Regions from separate parts of the Homo sapiens genome. Here region 1 is linked to region 2. A link is a loop called in an ENCODE intact Hi-C map of the cell type or tissue named here. Cell type or tissue: endothelial cell of umbilical vein. All regions are shown on one strand.

Region 1 (8,000 bases), 300 kb before region 2:
CTTTGTTTACCTAATCAAGCCTGGGCAATGGCAGGCGCCCCTCCCCCAGCCTCGCTGCTGCCTTGCAGTTTGATCTCAGACTGCTGTGCTAGCAATCAGCGAGACTCCGTGGGCATAGTACCCTCCAAGCCAGGTGCAGGATATAATCTCTTGGTGTCCCATTTTTTAAGCCAGTTGGAAAAGTGCAGTATTAGGGTGGGAGTGACCTGATTTTCCAGGTGCCATCTGTCACCCCTTTCTTTGAGTAGGAAAGGGATCTCCCTGACCCATTGTGCTTCCCGAGTGAGGCAATGCCTCGCCCTGCTTTAGCTCGTGCCCGGTGTGCTGCACCCACTGTCCTGCACCCACTGTCTGGCACTCCCTAGTGAGATGAACCCGGTACCTCAGATGGAAATGCAGAAATCACCTGTCTTCTGCATTGCTCACACTGGGAGATGTAGACTGGAGCTGTTCCTATTTGGCCACCTTGGCTCCCCCCCCGCTGACCTCTGTCTTGATGACCTGTCTAGTGCTGTCAGTGGACTTTTGAAATCCCCCACTATTATCGTCTTGCTATCTATCTCATTTTTAAGGTCTGGTAGTAATTGTTTTATAAATGTGGAAGATCCAGTGTTAGGTGCATATGTATTTAGGATTGTTATATTTCCCTGTTGGTCAAGGCCTTTTATTATTATGTAATGTCCCTGTTTGTCTTTTTAAACTGCTCTTGATTTAAAGTTTGTTTTCTCAGTTACAAGAATAGCTACACCTGCTTGCTTTTGGTGTCTATTTGCATAGAATATCTTTTTCCATGCCTTTACCTTAAGTTTATGTGAGTCCTTATGTGTTAGGTGAGTCTCTTGAAGGCAGCAGATACTTGCTTGGTGAATTCTTATTCATTCTGCAATTCTGTATCTTTGAAGTGGAACATTTAGGCCATTTATATTCAATGTTAGTATTGAGATGTGAGATACTATTCCATTCATTGTATTATTTGTTGCCTGTATACCTTTTTTATATTGTATTTTAATTTTATGGGTTCTGTGAGATTTATGCTTTAAAGTGGTTTTGTTTTGATGTGTTTCCAGGATTGTTTCAAGATTTCAGTCTCCCCTTAGTAGTTCTTGTAGTGCTGTCTTGGTATTGGCAAATTCTCTCAGCTTTTGTTTGTCTAAAAAACACTGTGTCTTTTCTTCAATTATGAATCTTAGTTTTGCTGGATACAAAATTCTTGGCTTGTAATTGTTTTGTTTAATGAGGCTGAAGATAGGGCCCCAATTCCTTCTAGCTCGTAGAGTTTCTGCTGAGAAATTTTCTGTTAATCTGTTTTCCTTTATAGGTTACCTTGTACTTTTGCCTCACAACTCTTAAGATTCTTACCTTTGTCTTGACCTCAGATAACCTGAGGACAATTTGCCTAGGCAATGATCTTTTTGAGATGAATTTCCCAGGTGTTCTTTGAGCTTCTTGTATTTGGATGTCTAGGTCTGTAGCAATGCCAGGGATGTTTTACTTGAATATTCCCCCAAATATGTTTTCCAAACTTTTAGGTTTCTCTTCTTCCTGAGGAACTCCAATTATTCTTAGGTTGAGTTGTTTAAGATAATCCCAAACTTCTTGGAAGCTTTGTTCATTTAAAAATTTTTCTTCTTTGTCCTTGTTGGATTGAATTAAAGCAAAACCTTGTCTTTGAGCTCCGAAGTTCCTTCCTCTGCTTGTTCTATTTTATTGCTGACACCTTCTAGTACATTTTGCATTTCCCTAAGTGTGTCCTTTATTTCCTGAAGTTGTCATTATTTTTATTTATGCTATCTATTTCACTGAAGATTTCTCCCCTCATATGTTGTATCTTTTTTTTTTTTTTTTTGACACAGTCTCACTTTGTCACCCAGGCCAGAGTGCAGTGACATGATCTCGGCTCATTGCAACCTTTGCTCCCCAGTTCAAGCAATTCTCTTGCCTCAGCCTCCTGAGTAGCTGGGACTACAGGCACCCACGACCATGCCTGGCGATTTTTTTTTTTTATTGCATTTTTAGTAGAGACAGGGTTTCACCATGTTGGCCAGGCTGGTCTCGAACTCCTGACCTCAGGTGATCTGCCCACCTTGGCCTCCCAAAGTGTTGGGATTACAGTTATAAGCTACCACACCTGGCCTTGTTGTATCTTTTTATTTTTATTTTTTTAAATTGGATGTCACCTTTCTCTGGTGCCTCATTGATTAGCTTAATAATCAACTTTCTTAAATTGTTTTCAGGCAATTCAGGGATTTCTTGGTTTGTATCCATTGCTGGTGAGCTAGTGTAATGTTTTTGGGGGTGTTAAACAACCTTGTTTTGTTATATTTCCAGATTTTTTTTTTAATTTCTTCTCATTTGGTTAAGTCTATGTCTGAGGGAAGATCTGGGACTCAAGGCTGCTGTTCAGATTTTTTTTGTCTCATGTGGTATTCCTTTTATGTAGTACTCTCCTCTTTTTCCTGGGGATGTGGCTTCCTGAGAGCTGAACTGTAGTGATCGTTATTTCTCTTCTGGGTCTAGCCACCCAGCAGAGCTACCAGGCTCCAGGTTGGTACTGGGGGTTGTCTTCCCAGAGTCCTGTGATGTATACTATCTTTACTATCTTCAGGTCTCTCATCCAGGGATACCAGCACCTGCTGCTGTGGGGATGGCAGGAGAGTTAAATGGACTCTGTGAGGGTCTTTAATTGTGGTTGTTTGATGCACTGGTTTTGTGCTGGTTGGCCTCCTGCCACGAGGTGACACTTTAAAGAGATATGGAGGATCAGGTGGTAGGTGGGGCCCTAGTGCTCCCAAGAGAATATGCCCTTTGTCTTCAGCTACCAAGGTGGGTAGGGAAGGACCATCTAGTGGGGCAGGGTTAGGTGTGTCTGAGGTGAGACTCTCCTTGGGTGGAGCTTGCTGTGGCTGCTATGGCAGATGGGGGTGTGATTCCCAGTCAATGAGTTATTTTCCCAGGAGGATTATGGCTGCCTCTGCTTTGTCATGCAGGTTATCAAGGAAGTTGGGGAAGCTGGCAGTTAGAGGCCTCACCCAGCTCCCACGCAACCAAAAAGGCTAGTCTCACTCCCACCATGCCCCAATAGCACTGAGTTTGTTTCCAGGCAGTGGGGCGTGCTGGGCTGAGAACTTGCTCCAGGCTACTACTAGCCTTCAGGCTGAGAAAAAAGCAGGGCTCCCTGCCTTTGAGTCTGCACACGAGTTTCACGTCATCCCCCAAGTTCTGGCCAGGAGACTTTGGGTTCAGTTGGAACTGTTACAAAGTTCAGCTGGAGGTTTCCTTCTACTGTGATCTTTTCCCAGTTCCTCTGGCTACTGTGATCTTTTCCCAGTTCCTCTGGCAGCCCTCCTCAAGGAACACTGTGAGACAAGTCAGACATAGCTTCCCTGGGGACCCAGAGAGCCCACAGGGCTTTTCCTGCTTCTCCTCTACCCCTGTATTTCACTCGGCTCTATAAATTTACTCAGCTCAAGGCAAGGTGAAATCCTTCTCCCGTGATCTAGACCTTCAGGTTACTCTGTAAGGGTATGTGTTCAGGGGTACATGATCCCCCTTTCTCACTTTCACAGTTTGGGCACTCACAGTATTTGAGCTGTCTCCTGGGTCTTGCAGGAGCAATTCACTTCCTTCTCATATTTCATTCTTTTTCATCCTCTGGTAGTGTGTTTTGACATATCACGTCTTTGAGCTTACTAATTCTTTCTTCTGTTTGATCAACTCTGTTATTGACACACATGCATTTTTCATTCTGTCAATTGAATTTTTCAGCTCTAAGATATCTGTTTGATGTTTTAAAATGATTTCAGCTTCTATGGTAAAATCTCTGATGGAATTCTGAATACCTTCTATGTGTTATCTTGCAGTTCATTGAGCTTCCACAAAATAGCTATTTTGAATTCTGCCTCTGAGAGGTTCTATATCTCTGGCACTTCAGGATTGGTTTCTAGTGTCTTATTTAGTTCATTTAGTGATATCATGTCTCCTGGATGTTCTTAATGCTTGTGGATATTCTTCAGTATCTGGGCATTGAAGAGTTATGTATTTATTTCAGTCTTTGCAGTCTGGCCTTGTTCATACTGAATCTTCTGGAAATGGTTTTCCAAGAATTCAGAGGATACAGTATTAAGTGACCTAAGCCTGTGGTGACTGTAGCGATTTCAGCACTAGGTGGCAGCCTGAGCCCTGGTATGCTGCAACTCTTGCATTCTCCTAGATACACAGCCTTTGTGGACTTGGAAAAGATAAGAGAGAATTCCCTGGTTTTCCAAGCAAAGTCTCTTGCTCTGTTACCTCTCTTTCTGCTAATCAGATGGAATCTCTCTGTGCTGGGCTGCCTGGAGTTGGGGGAGAGGTGACACAGGCACTCCTATGACCACTGCACCTGTCACCGTGCTGGGTTGCACTTGAAGCCCAGGGCTTTCCAGACCGACACTAGTACTGGACCTCACCAAAGGCCCACAGCTGCCACTGTTTGGCTACTGCTAATGTTTATTCAGTGTCCAAATACATTTTAGTCTGTAGATGGCGAATCCAGCCAGAACTTGTTCTATCCCACCAGGGCAGCAGATTGCCTTCTTCGTCAGGGTGGGTTTAATAATGATGTACAGGAACAAAATTCTGGAATTGGAAGCTTCAGTATTTGATCTGGTGCTTTATTTTACTGTGGCTGAGCTGATACCCAGTTGCAAGACCAAGTCCCTTGTACTTTTATTTCTCCTTTGCCCAAGTGGAAAGAGTCTTTCTCTGAGCTGCACTATGTGGAATTGGGAGAGGGATCACACAGGTCCTCCACACCAACTGCAGCTGGTGTCCTGCTGAATCTCAATTCCATTCCACAGCATCTGAGACCAGCAGAATGCACCCAATGACTGTAGTCATGATGGCCTGGTTACCACTCAAATTTTCGAGGCCCTGAGCTACTTTAGTCAGGCAATGGCAAATTGGGCCAGGACCTGGGTTTCTCCTACTGGAGTATCAGATTCCCTTCTGGTCCAGGGCTGGTCTAAATGCTCCCTCCATGGGCACCAGTAGAAGTCTGCCTGGTGTTGCATTCCACTGTGACAAGGTGGCACTGGGTTCCCATGCAATCTCCACACTGACTGCACTCTTTCTCTCCCAACACACAGATTCTTCTGGCTGCCCTGTTTTAGATTGGGAGAGGGGTCATGTAGACAATGTGAGACTGTCCTTTCTATCCTCTTGAATGCATTTTTTCTTATATTTATGTTAAAACCAAGTACTGTGATCAATCACCTGACGTTTTGGTTCTTACAAAGGTATTTTTTGCATGAATACTTGTTTATTTTGGTGTTCCGCAGGGGGTAGGAGGATAATTGCTGGAGGATTCTACTAAGCCAATTTGCTCAGTTTAATTTTTATTTTTTATTTTTTATTTTTTCTCTTGAACTTCTTTCTTTCTTTTTTATATTATACTTTAAGTTTTAGGGTACATGTGCACAATGTGCAGGTTTGTTACATATTTATACAAGTGCCATGTTGGTGTGCTGCACCCATTAACTCATCATTTAACATTAGGTATATCTCCTAATGCTATCCTTCCCCTCTCTCCCACCCCACAACAGGCCCCGGTGTGTGATCTTCCCCTTCCTGTGTCCAAGTGTTCTCATTGCTCAATTCGCACCAATGAGTGAGAACATGCGGTCTTTGGTTTTCTGTCCCTGCGATAGTTTGCTGAGAATGATGGTTTCCAGCTTCATCCATGTCCCTACAAAGGACATGAACTCATCATTTTTTATGGCTGCATAGTATTCCATGGCGTATATGTGCCACATTTTCTTAATCCAGTCTATCATTGTTGGACATTTGGGTTGGTTCCAAGTCTTCGCTATTGTGAATAGTGCCACAATTAACATACGTGTGCATGTGTCTTTATAGAAGCATGATTTATAATCCTTTGGGTATATACCCAGTAATGGGTGGCTGTGTCAAATGGTATTTCTAGTTCGAGATCCCTGAGGAATCGCCACACTGACTTCCACAATGGTTGGACTAGTTTACAATCCCACCAACAGTGTAAAAGTGTTCCTATTTGTCCACATCCTCTCCAGCACCTGTTGTTTCCTGACTTTTTAATGATCACCATTCTAACTGGTGTGAGATGGTATCTCACTGTGGTTTTGATTTGCATTTCTCTGGTGGCCAGTCATGATGAGCACTTTTTAATGTGTCTGTTGGCTGCATAAATGTCTTCTTTTGAGAAGTGTCTGTTCATATCCTTTGCCCACTTTTTGATGGGGTTGTTTTTTTCTTGTAAATTTGTTTGAGTTCATTGTAGATTCTGGATATTAGCCCTTTGTCAGATGAGTAGATTGCAAAAATTTTCTCCCATTCTGCAGGTTGCCTATTCACTCTGATGGTGGTTTCTTTTGCTGTGCAGAAGCTCTTTAGTTTAATTAGATCCCATTTGTCAATTTTGGCTTTTGTTGCCATTGCTTTTGGCGTTTTAGACATGAAGTCTTTGCCCATGCCATGTCCTGAATGGTATTGCCTAGGTTTTCTTCTAGGATTTTTATGGTTTTAGGTCTAACATGTAAGTCTTTAATCCATCTTGAATTAATTTTCGTATAAGGTGTAAGGGATCCAGTTTCAGCTTTCTACATATGGCTAGCCAGTTTTCACAGTACCATTTATTAAATAGAGAATCCATTCCCCATTTCTTGTTTTTGTCAGGTTTGTCAAAGATCAGATAGTTGTAGATGTGTGGCATTATTTCTGAGGGCTCTGTTCTGTTCCATTTGTCTATATCTCTGTTTTGGTACCAGTACCATGCTGTTTTGGTTACTGTAGCCTTGTAGTATAGTTTGAAGTCAGGTAGCATGATGCCTCCAGCTTTGTTCTTTTGGCTTAGGATTGACTTGGCTATGCGGGCTGTTTTTTGGTTCCATATGAACTTTAAAGTAGTTTTTTCCAATTCTATGAAGAAAGTCATTGGTAGCTTGATGGGGATGGCATTGAATCTATAAATTACCTTGGGCATTATGGCCATTTTCATGATATTGATTCTTCCTACCCATGAGCATGGAATGTTCTTCCATTTGTTTGTATCCTCTTTTATTTCATTGAGCAGTGGTTTGTAGTTCTCCTTGAAGAGGTCCTTCACATCCCTTGTAAGTTGGATTCCTAGGTATTTTATTCTCTTTGAAGCAATTGTGAATGGGAGTTCACTCATGATTTGGCTCTGTTTGTCTGTTGTTGGTGTATAAAAATGCTTGTGATTTTTGTACATTGATTTTGTATCCTGAGACTTTGCTGAAGTTGCTTATCAGTTTAAGGAGATTTTGGGCTGAGACAATGGGATTTTCTAGATATACAATGATGTGATCTGCAAACAGGGACAATTTGACTTCCTCTTTTCCTAAATGAATGCCCTTTATTTCCTTCTCCTGCCTCATTGTTCTGGCCAGAACTTCCAACACTAGTTGAATAGGAGTGGTGAGAGAGGGCATCCCTGTCTTGTTCCAGTTTTCAAAGGGAATGCTTCCAGTTTTTGCCCATGCAGTATGATATTGACTGTGGGTTTGTCATAGATAGCTCTTATTATTTTGAGATACGTCCCATCAATACCAAATTTATTGAGAATTTTTAGCATGAAGCATTGCTGAATTTTGTCAAAGGCCTTTTCTGCATCTATTGAGATAATCATGTGGTTTTTGTCGTTGGTGCTGTTTATATGCTGGATTACGTTTATTGATTTTTGTATGTTGAACCACCCTTGAATCCCAGGGATGAAGCCCACTTGATCATGGTGGATAAGCCTTTTGATGTGCTGTTGGCTTCGGTTTGCCAGTATTTTATTGAGGATTTTTGCATCAATGTTCATTAGGGATATTGTTCTAAAATTATCTTTTTTGTTGTTGTATCTCTGCCAGGCTTTGGTATCAGGATGATGCTGGCCTCATAAAATGAGTTAGGGAGGATTGCCTCTTTTTCTATTGATTGGAATTGTTTCAAAAGGAATGGTATCAGCTCCTCCTTGAACCTCT
Region 2 (8,000 bases):
ATGATACCATTTATTGGAGACATGTATATGTTTATATTGATATTAATGTAGGTAATATCAATATCTCTGCTTTACTTCGTAGTATTAGTTATATGTGTTTTCCTTGTTTTATCTATTCCTAGAATTGTTCTGAGTTTTACATGTTTCATCTCATTTTATCTTACAGCAGCCCTATAAAAAGGAGAAATTATTAGTGTCCTCATTTTACAGATGAAGGAATTTAGACACAAAAATCTTTAGGAAACATTTCCAAAGTCACATAGCTAAGATAATATACGAACTGGGACTTTAACCCAGGCCCTATGATTTCAGAGGAAGTGATCTTATTTATTACACAGAAGAGGAAACAGGAGGCTGAACAGGGTCTCTCAGCTATGAAGTGAAGTGATAAGGATTCAAACCCAGGTCTGTCTGACTCCAAATCCTATTGCTTCTAATTAACTCTCTTCCCTTGTTCTTCTGCCTCACTTAGTGCTCAGTGAAGCAAAGTACCTTCTCCTACTTTGCTCCATTGACACTCTACAATGAGAATAAATTTATTAAGCATGTATTGTGAACTATACTGTATGCACTGGTGTTAGATGAATCAGATACATTCCATGCTCTCAGGGAGCTCCTAGCTTAGTACAAGAGACAAACAAATGTTAACAGAGAATTTCAGTAGAAGAAAACAAAGGAAGGCTTTCTGGAATAGGTGACCCCTGATCTGGGTCCTGAAGGAGAACTAGAAATTAATCAGAGGAAGGATGTTGAGTAAGTATTACAATGGTCCACGCAGTACGAACCCCATGAGCAATAGAACAGAAAAACACACAGGAACACTGTGGACAGAGGGTATAAACACTACACTAACTGGAGAGAGTAAGTTTTTAATAGAGGAGTGAGAGGAGGAGCATGAGTTTGAAAAGGTAAGCATGTCATGGAGAACATTCACAGCCATGCTAAAAACTGCAAAAAAAATTTATTTGTCTTGGCACCCTGCCCCATCCTGCTTTCTTTGCATAATGTCACTGGAATAACACAGTAATGAAAGAGAATAATCTAGCCTGCAGATTCTTTGAATATTTGATTAGCCTATGCTATTTCCTGATAACATGCAATCAACAATGTTTCATATCATTGTATCTCAAAGAAGTTATTTACAGTTTTCTTCCACTTTAGTCCTACCACGATTATCAACATAACACCTATATGTCATAATAATTGGGAGAGGTGATTACCAGGACAGATGGAAGGAAACAGCTTACAAAAGTGGCCTTTCACTGGCTTTCTCCCCTCTCCCCACTTTAGGTGTCTGTACTCAAAGATCTCTTGGACCATTTATATCCTGAGATGAACAGCATTGGCCATACAGCATTTTAAAGATCTCATCTGAGAAACCCATTGATATTGGTGCCAGGAATGCTAAGCAGATCTTTTGTGACCTCTTCAGCATCCAGCATTAGAGTGAAACTCAAGATTTATATGTCAGGTTTGGCAAAATCATAACATGCCACTCTCAAGAGTCCCTCTTGTACCCATGCCAGTCATTAACAATTGATCACAGCATTCTTTTTCTCTGAGAACAAACTTGACTTTGTGATATTTAAACAGAGTGGGCTTGGTCACCTCCCCAATTGATAAGCTAGACACACAAAATGAAATGTTCATGTAGTCTAAGCAAAGATTCTACTTAACAAAATAATCTGCTATATTGTTAGCTCTTCAAAGGCTGTGGTCTGTTTCTATCTTGTTCACCTATGTAATCCGCATTGACTAGGACATTGCATTGTTGCACAAAATGCATAATTATTTTTTGTTAAACTAACAAATACATAATTAAAAATATAAATAAGAATGAACATCCCAGAATAACAGAGTAAGAAGCTCAGCAAATTCTCTCTCAAGCAAACCAGCAATAAAACTGGAAAAATTACTGGAAACAACCATTTCAAGTGTGAAAAATGATCAAATGGCATAAAGCAAATTCAGGAGCATTTATTCAAGAAAAATTAGTGATTCCTAATAAGAAAAGTTGGAGTCTATGATATTTAAGCTGGGATCTGTTTTCCCCTCCGCTTCTCAGATACAGCTTTGAGGTACAAAACTTTCACACTGGGTAGGGCAAGGCAGACCTTAAAGACTGACAACTCCCATTCTTTCCAGACCCATGTTACACAGCATCTGTTGTGGGCAAGTAGAGAATACTGCTACATCCAACAGCTTCCATTACCTGTGGCACCTTATTGTGGAAGTTCTAAACAAGGTCATGGCTGGTCATAAGAACTTGCAGCTCTTCAACCCTGCCCAAGAGAGGCTGATTTTACATGAAGCAGAATATGGAAGATCTTAGATACAAAAAATTCCCTGAAAGCTAAAATTTCAGTGATACTAACAAAATTCACAGCAACGTACCCCAGAGGTAGAGAAAAATCAGAATCAAGAGTTGATAAAATATATTAACTAAAGCATCTAGTTTTCAACAAAAATTTATGAGGCATACAAGTAAAAAAGGAAAATGAGACCCACAAACAACAATGCCCACCTCTGCCACTTGTAGCCAGCAGGCCATGCCTGCTAGAGCTTCCAGCCCAGCAGTTCCTCTTCTTTCTGAACTCTGCCAGTGGACACAGCCTCCTGTTATCCAGGGAAACAGAAAAACTGCAGGATAGGTGATTCCACAACCCCCACCACCACTCATAGCCAGGCAGCTAGAACTTCCAGCCCAGCAGTCCCACTTCTGTCTGAACTCTGATGGCAGGAACAGCCTCTAGAATATAACCCAACAGCAGGTCAGGCAACTGCACCCAAACCCGCCACTCATAGCCAGGAAATCCATGTCTGATAGAGCTTCCAGCCCAGCATTCCCACATCTGCCTGAACTCTGTGTGTGGCCACAACTTCTTGAACCCCCGGAAAGCACCTAGACAGGGGATTAAGTGACCCCACCCCATCCCACAGCTCTTAGATGATCAGGACTTGGTGGTGGCCAAGCAAGGGTGAGCCCTCGTTCTCAGATCACTGAGAGAAGTGGAGATACCCAGGTTCATGGGCTGGCAGAGGATTGGGGTGTGCCTTGTTCCACAGGGCCAGCCTGGCAAGGATATGACCTGTCTACTAAATGTGGTCCCTGCCTGAGGGAGCCCATGGACCAGAACACCTAACAAAAGAAGTGAGGGCATGGAACCAGTGATCGAAGGGGGCTCCTCCAAAGCCCAGGAGCCATCTAGGTGAGCGAGTCACCTCTCTCCCCCACACCACAGAGGACTACTGTCATCTTGGCCAGAACACCGAAGAGCCCTGAAAGAGAGTAGGAAGAGCCTATCTGCCTGCTAGCACTCTTAAGCGCCACCTGCTGGATCTCAGGTCAAAATGCAAACCTAAAATATTTTGCAAGTATGTATCACCTGTGAAAACTAAGGAAAAGATCCAGCCAGAAATAAACATTCTGTACAAAGTCATGACCCTTTGAAATATACCCAGAAACAAAGCCAGCTGACTATCCTCAACTTATCTCACGGGTGAAGAAACATCAACCCTTACACATGAGAAAGAATGAATCCAAGAACTGGCAACTCAAAAAGCCAGTGTTTGCCCTTACCTATAAACGTACACATTAGCCTCCCAGAAATGGTTCTTAACCAGAGTGAGCTGACTGTGGACATAGAATTCAGAAGCTGGATGACAAGGAAGCTCAGTGAGAATGAGGAGAAAGTTGAAACATAATCCAAGGAATCCAATAAAACAATTCAGTAGCTGAAAGATAAAATATCCATTTTAAGAAAGAACCAAATTAAATTTTTGGAACTGAAAAATTTACTTCCAGATCTCCACAATAGAATCTGAAGCATCAGCAGCAGAAAAATTAAGATGAAGAAAGAATCTCTGAGCTGGAAGACCAGCTTATACAATCAACTCAGTCAGACAAAAATAAAGAAAAAAGAATTTTTGAAAATGAAAAAATCCTTTGAGAAATATGGGATTATGTAAAGATACCAAATGTATGACTCATGGTGTTTTCAAAAGAAAAGGAGAGAGAGTAACTTGTAAAACATATTTGAGGATATAGTCCATGAAAATTTCCCCAAACGTCCCAGGGAGGAGGACATACAAATTCAATAAATACACAAACCCCCTGTAGATACTACACAAGATGACAAACCGGAAGGTACATAGTCATCAGATTCACCAAGATCAACTCAAAAGAAAAACTCTTAAAAGTAGCTAAAGAGAAAAATCAGGTTACCTACAAAGTAAACCCCACCAGACTCTCTGTAAGAACTCTCTGTAAGAAACCTACAAGTGAGAAGAGATTGGGGGCCTATTTTCAATATTGTTACAGTGAAGAATTTTCAACCAAGAATATCATATTCCATGAAACTAAACTTCATAAGCAAACGAGAAATAAAATTCTTCCCAGACAAGCAAGTACTAAAGGAATTTATTATTACCAGACCACCCTTACCCGAGTTCTTTAAGAGAGTGCTAAATATGAAAATAAAGGACCAAAACTTGCTACCTCAAAAATCCACTCAAGCACATGGCCCATAAACAATATAAAGCAGCTATGCAGTCAAGTCTAAAAAACAGTCAACAACATGATGACAGGATCAAAATCTCATAAATTAATACTAACCCTGAATGTAAAGGGTCTAAAAGTACCACTTAAAATGCATAGAGTGGCAAGCTAGATAAAAAGATAAAACCCAACAATCTACTGTCTTCAAGAGACCCATTTCAACTGCAATGACACCCACAAGTTCAAAGTAAAAGGATGGAGAAAGATCTATCAAGCAAATAGAAAACAACAACAACAAAAGATCAGGAGTCATTATTCTTACATTAGATTAACAAATTTTAAACCAGCAACGGTCATAAAAGACAAAGAAGGGTAATACTTAATAATAAAGAGTTCAATTCAACAGGAAGTCTTAACTATCCTAAACATATACACACCCAATGTAGAAGTACCTGGATTCATAAAGGAAGTTCTTCCTAACCAATGGAAAGATTTAGACAGCCACAAATAATAACGGGGGATTTTAACATCCCACTCACTGAGTTAGACAGATCACTGAGGCAGAAAACTAACAAAGAAATTCTGGATTGAAACTTGACATTTGATCAATTGGACCCAATCAACCTCTACAGAGTACTCCACACAACAACCACAGAATATATATTTTTCTCATCCATACACAGAACATATTCTAAGGTCCACCACATCCTTGGACATAAAGCAAATCACAATAAATTCAAAGAAATCAAAACCATACCAAGCAAACTCTCAGACCATAGTGCAATAAAAGCAGAAATCAATACCAAGATCTCTCAAAACTACCAGAAAATGGAAATTAAACAACTTTCTCCTGAATAACTCTTGGGCAAAAAACAAAATTAAGACAGTAATTAAAAATTACTTTGAAATTAATGAAATAGGAGACACAGCTTACCAAATCTTTGAGATGCAGTTAAAGCAGTGGTAAGAGACAAATTTGTAGTGCTAAACACCTTCATCAAGAGGTTAGAAAGATGTCAAATTAACAACCTAAAGACAGTCAGATAAACAAGAAAAAAGAACATCCAACTCCGAATAAAGTAGAAGAAAATAAACAACTAAATCAGAGAACTGAGCTGAATTCAGACCTAAAAGACCATACAAAACATCAATGAAAACAAGTGTTGCTCCTTCAAAAGAATAAACAAGATTGATATACCATTAGCTAAACTAACAAGGAATAATAAAAAATAAAGATCCAAATGAGCACAATGAGAAATGACAAAGATGATATTACAACTGATTCCACAGAAATAGAATAGTTCCTTAGAGACTATACAGAACACCTTTGTGAACACAAGTTAGAAAATATAGATACAATGGATAAATTCCTAGAAACACACAACCTTCCAAGATAGAATCAGGGATAAAAGTGAAGACATGAACAGATAAATAACAAGTTCAGAAATTGAATCACTAATAAAAAAACTTACCAACAAAAAAGAGCCCAGGACCATGGATTCACGGCCAAATTCTACCAGACATATAAGGAAAAACTGATACCAATCCTACTCACACTTTCCCAAGAAAATCGAAGAAGAGTCTTCTCCCTAATGCATTCTATGAATCCAGCAGCATTCTGATACAAAAATCTGGCAGAGACAAAATGTAAAGTAAAATAAAAAAAAATTCAAGTCAATATCCCTGATGAACATGGATGCAAAAATTCTCAACAAGATAATAGCAAACTAAATCCACCAGCATATCAAAAAGTTAATCCAACACAGTCATGCAAGTTTTATTTCTGGGATGCAAGGTTGATTCACCATACAGAAATCAATAAATGTGATTCACCAAATAAACAGAATCAAAAGCAAAAACTACATGATCATCTCAATAGATACACAAAAAGCCTATAATATAATCCAACATCCCTTAATGACAAAAGCCCTCAACAGATTAAGCATTAAAGTAGCATACCTAAAAATAGTAAAAGCCATCTACGACAAACCCACAGCCAACGTAATACTGAATGAGCAAAAACTGGAACGGTTCCCCTTGGGAACTGGAACAAGACAAGTATGCCCACTTTCACCACTCCTATTCAATATAGTACTGGATGTGCTAGCCAGCGCAATGAAGAAAGGGAATAAATAAAAGGCACCCAAATAAAAAGAGAGAAAATCAAACTCTCTCTCTTTACTGATATGATTCAATACCTAGAAAACCCTAAAGACTCTGCTAAGTCTCCTGGAACTGATAAATGAATTCACTAAAATTTTAATATACTAAACCAATGTACAAAAATCCTAACATTTTTATACACCAATATTGTTCTAGGTGAGAATCAAATGAAGAACAGAATTCCATTTACAATAGCCACAAAAAAAAAAAAAAGGAATACCTAGGAACCCATCTAACCAATGAGGTAAAGATCTTTACAAGCAGAACTGCAAAACACAGCTAAAAGAAATCAGAGGTAACACAAATAAATGGGAAAATATTTCATGCTCATATATTGGAAGAATCCACATAGTTAAAATGGCCATACTGCCCAAAGCAATTTACAGATTCAACACTACTCCTATCAAAATATTAATGCCATTTTTACAAAATTTGACAAAATTATTTTTAAATTCATTTGGAACAAAAAAAGAACCTCAACAGCTAAAGCAATATTAATCAAAAAGAGCCAATACAGAAGCATCACATTGCCCAACTTCCAAATGTACTATAAGGCTACAATAATCAAAACAGCATGGTACTGCTGCAAAAAAAGACACATAGACCAAGGAAACAGAATTGAGAACCCAGAAATAAACCTGCCACCTACAACCATCTGATCTTCAACAAAATGAGCAAAAGTAAGCAATGGAGGAAAGGACTCTCTATTCAATAAATGGTACTATAATAGTTTGCCTGCCGTATGCAGAAGAATGAAACTGGATCTCTACCTGTCACCATATATGAAAACTAAGTTAAAGTAGATTAAATATTTAAATGTAAGACCTCAAACTATAAAAATATTGACAGATAGCTGGGCAGGTGCCCTGTAATCCCAGCTACTCAGGAGGCTGAGGCAGGAGAATCGCTTGAACCCAGGAGGCAGAGGTTGCAGTGAATCGAGATGGCACCACTGCACTCCAACCTGGGTGACAGAGCAAGACTCCATCCAAAAAAAAACAAAAAAATCCTAGAAGAAAACCTAGGAAGATGGATGTCGAGATGGCTGAATAGGAATAGCAGCTTCAGTCTGCAGTTCCCAGTGAGATCAACGCAGAAGGGGAGTGACTTCTGCATTTGCAATTGAGGTAACCTAATCATCTCGCTGGGACTGGTTAGGCAGTGGGTGCAGACCATGGAGGGCGAGCAGAAGCAGTGTTGGGCATTGCCTTACCCGGGAAGTGCAAGGAGTGGGGGCCTCCGTTCCCTAGCCAAGGGAAGCCCTGAGAGACTGGGCTATCCAGCCCATTTACTATGCTTTCCCCACAGGTTTGCAATCCAAAGAACAGGAGATTCCCTC

What was found. A loop is a pair of places that touch in the nucleus more often than their neighbours do. Peaks named below come from ENCODE experiments on the same cell type or tissue, not always from the same donor. Only the 100,000 strongest peaks of a DNase experiment are listed, where the experiment ranks them.
Region 1: a loop joins it to region 2, with 25 times the contacts of the local background. A loop is called at or near these places in 34 of 110 quality-filtered maps.

Annotation. Positions count from the first base shown.
Region 1 is chrX:57,152,439-57,160,438 of GRCh38, forward strand. It overlaps a transcript of FAAH2 not described here. Among named protein-coding and RNA genes, the nearest start is that of SPIN2A, 19 kb to the left of the region's middle. In endothelial cell of umbilical vein, a CTCF peak has its summit at 4,165 (motif pointing right); a DNase peak (open chromatin) is centred at 4,163.
Region 2 is chrX:57,450,841-57,458,840 of GRCh38, forward strand. All of the region lies in intron 10 of FAAH2 (fatty acid amide hydrolase 2), which reads left to right. Among named protein-coding and RNA genes, the nearest start is that of ZXDB, 140 kb to the right of the region's middle. RefSeq lists a silencer at 676-970 and an enhancer at 3,278-3,417. In endothelial cell of umbilical vein, a CTCF peak has its summit at 3,343 (motif pointing left); a DNase peak (open chromatin) is centred at 831; H3K27ac peaks cover 2,812 bases.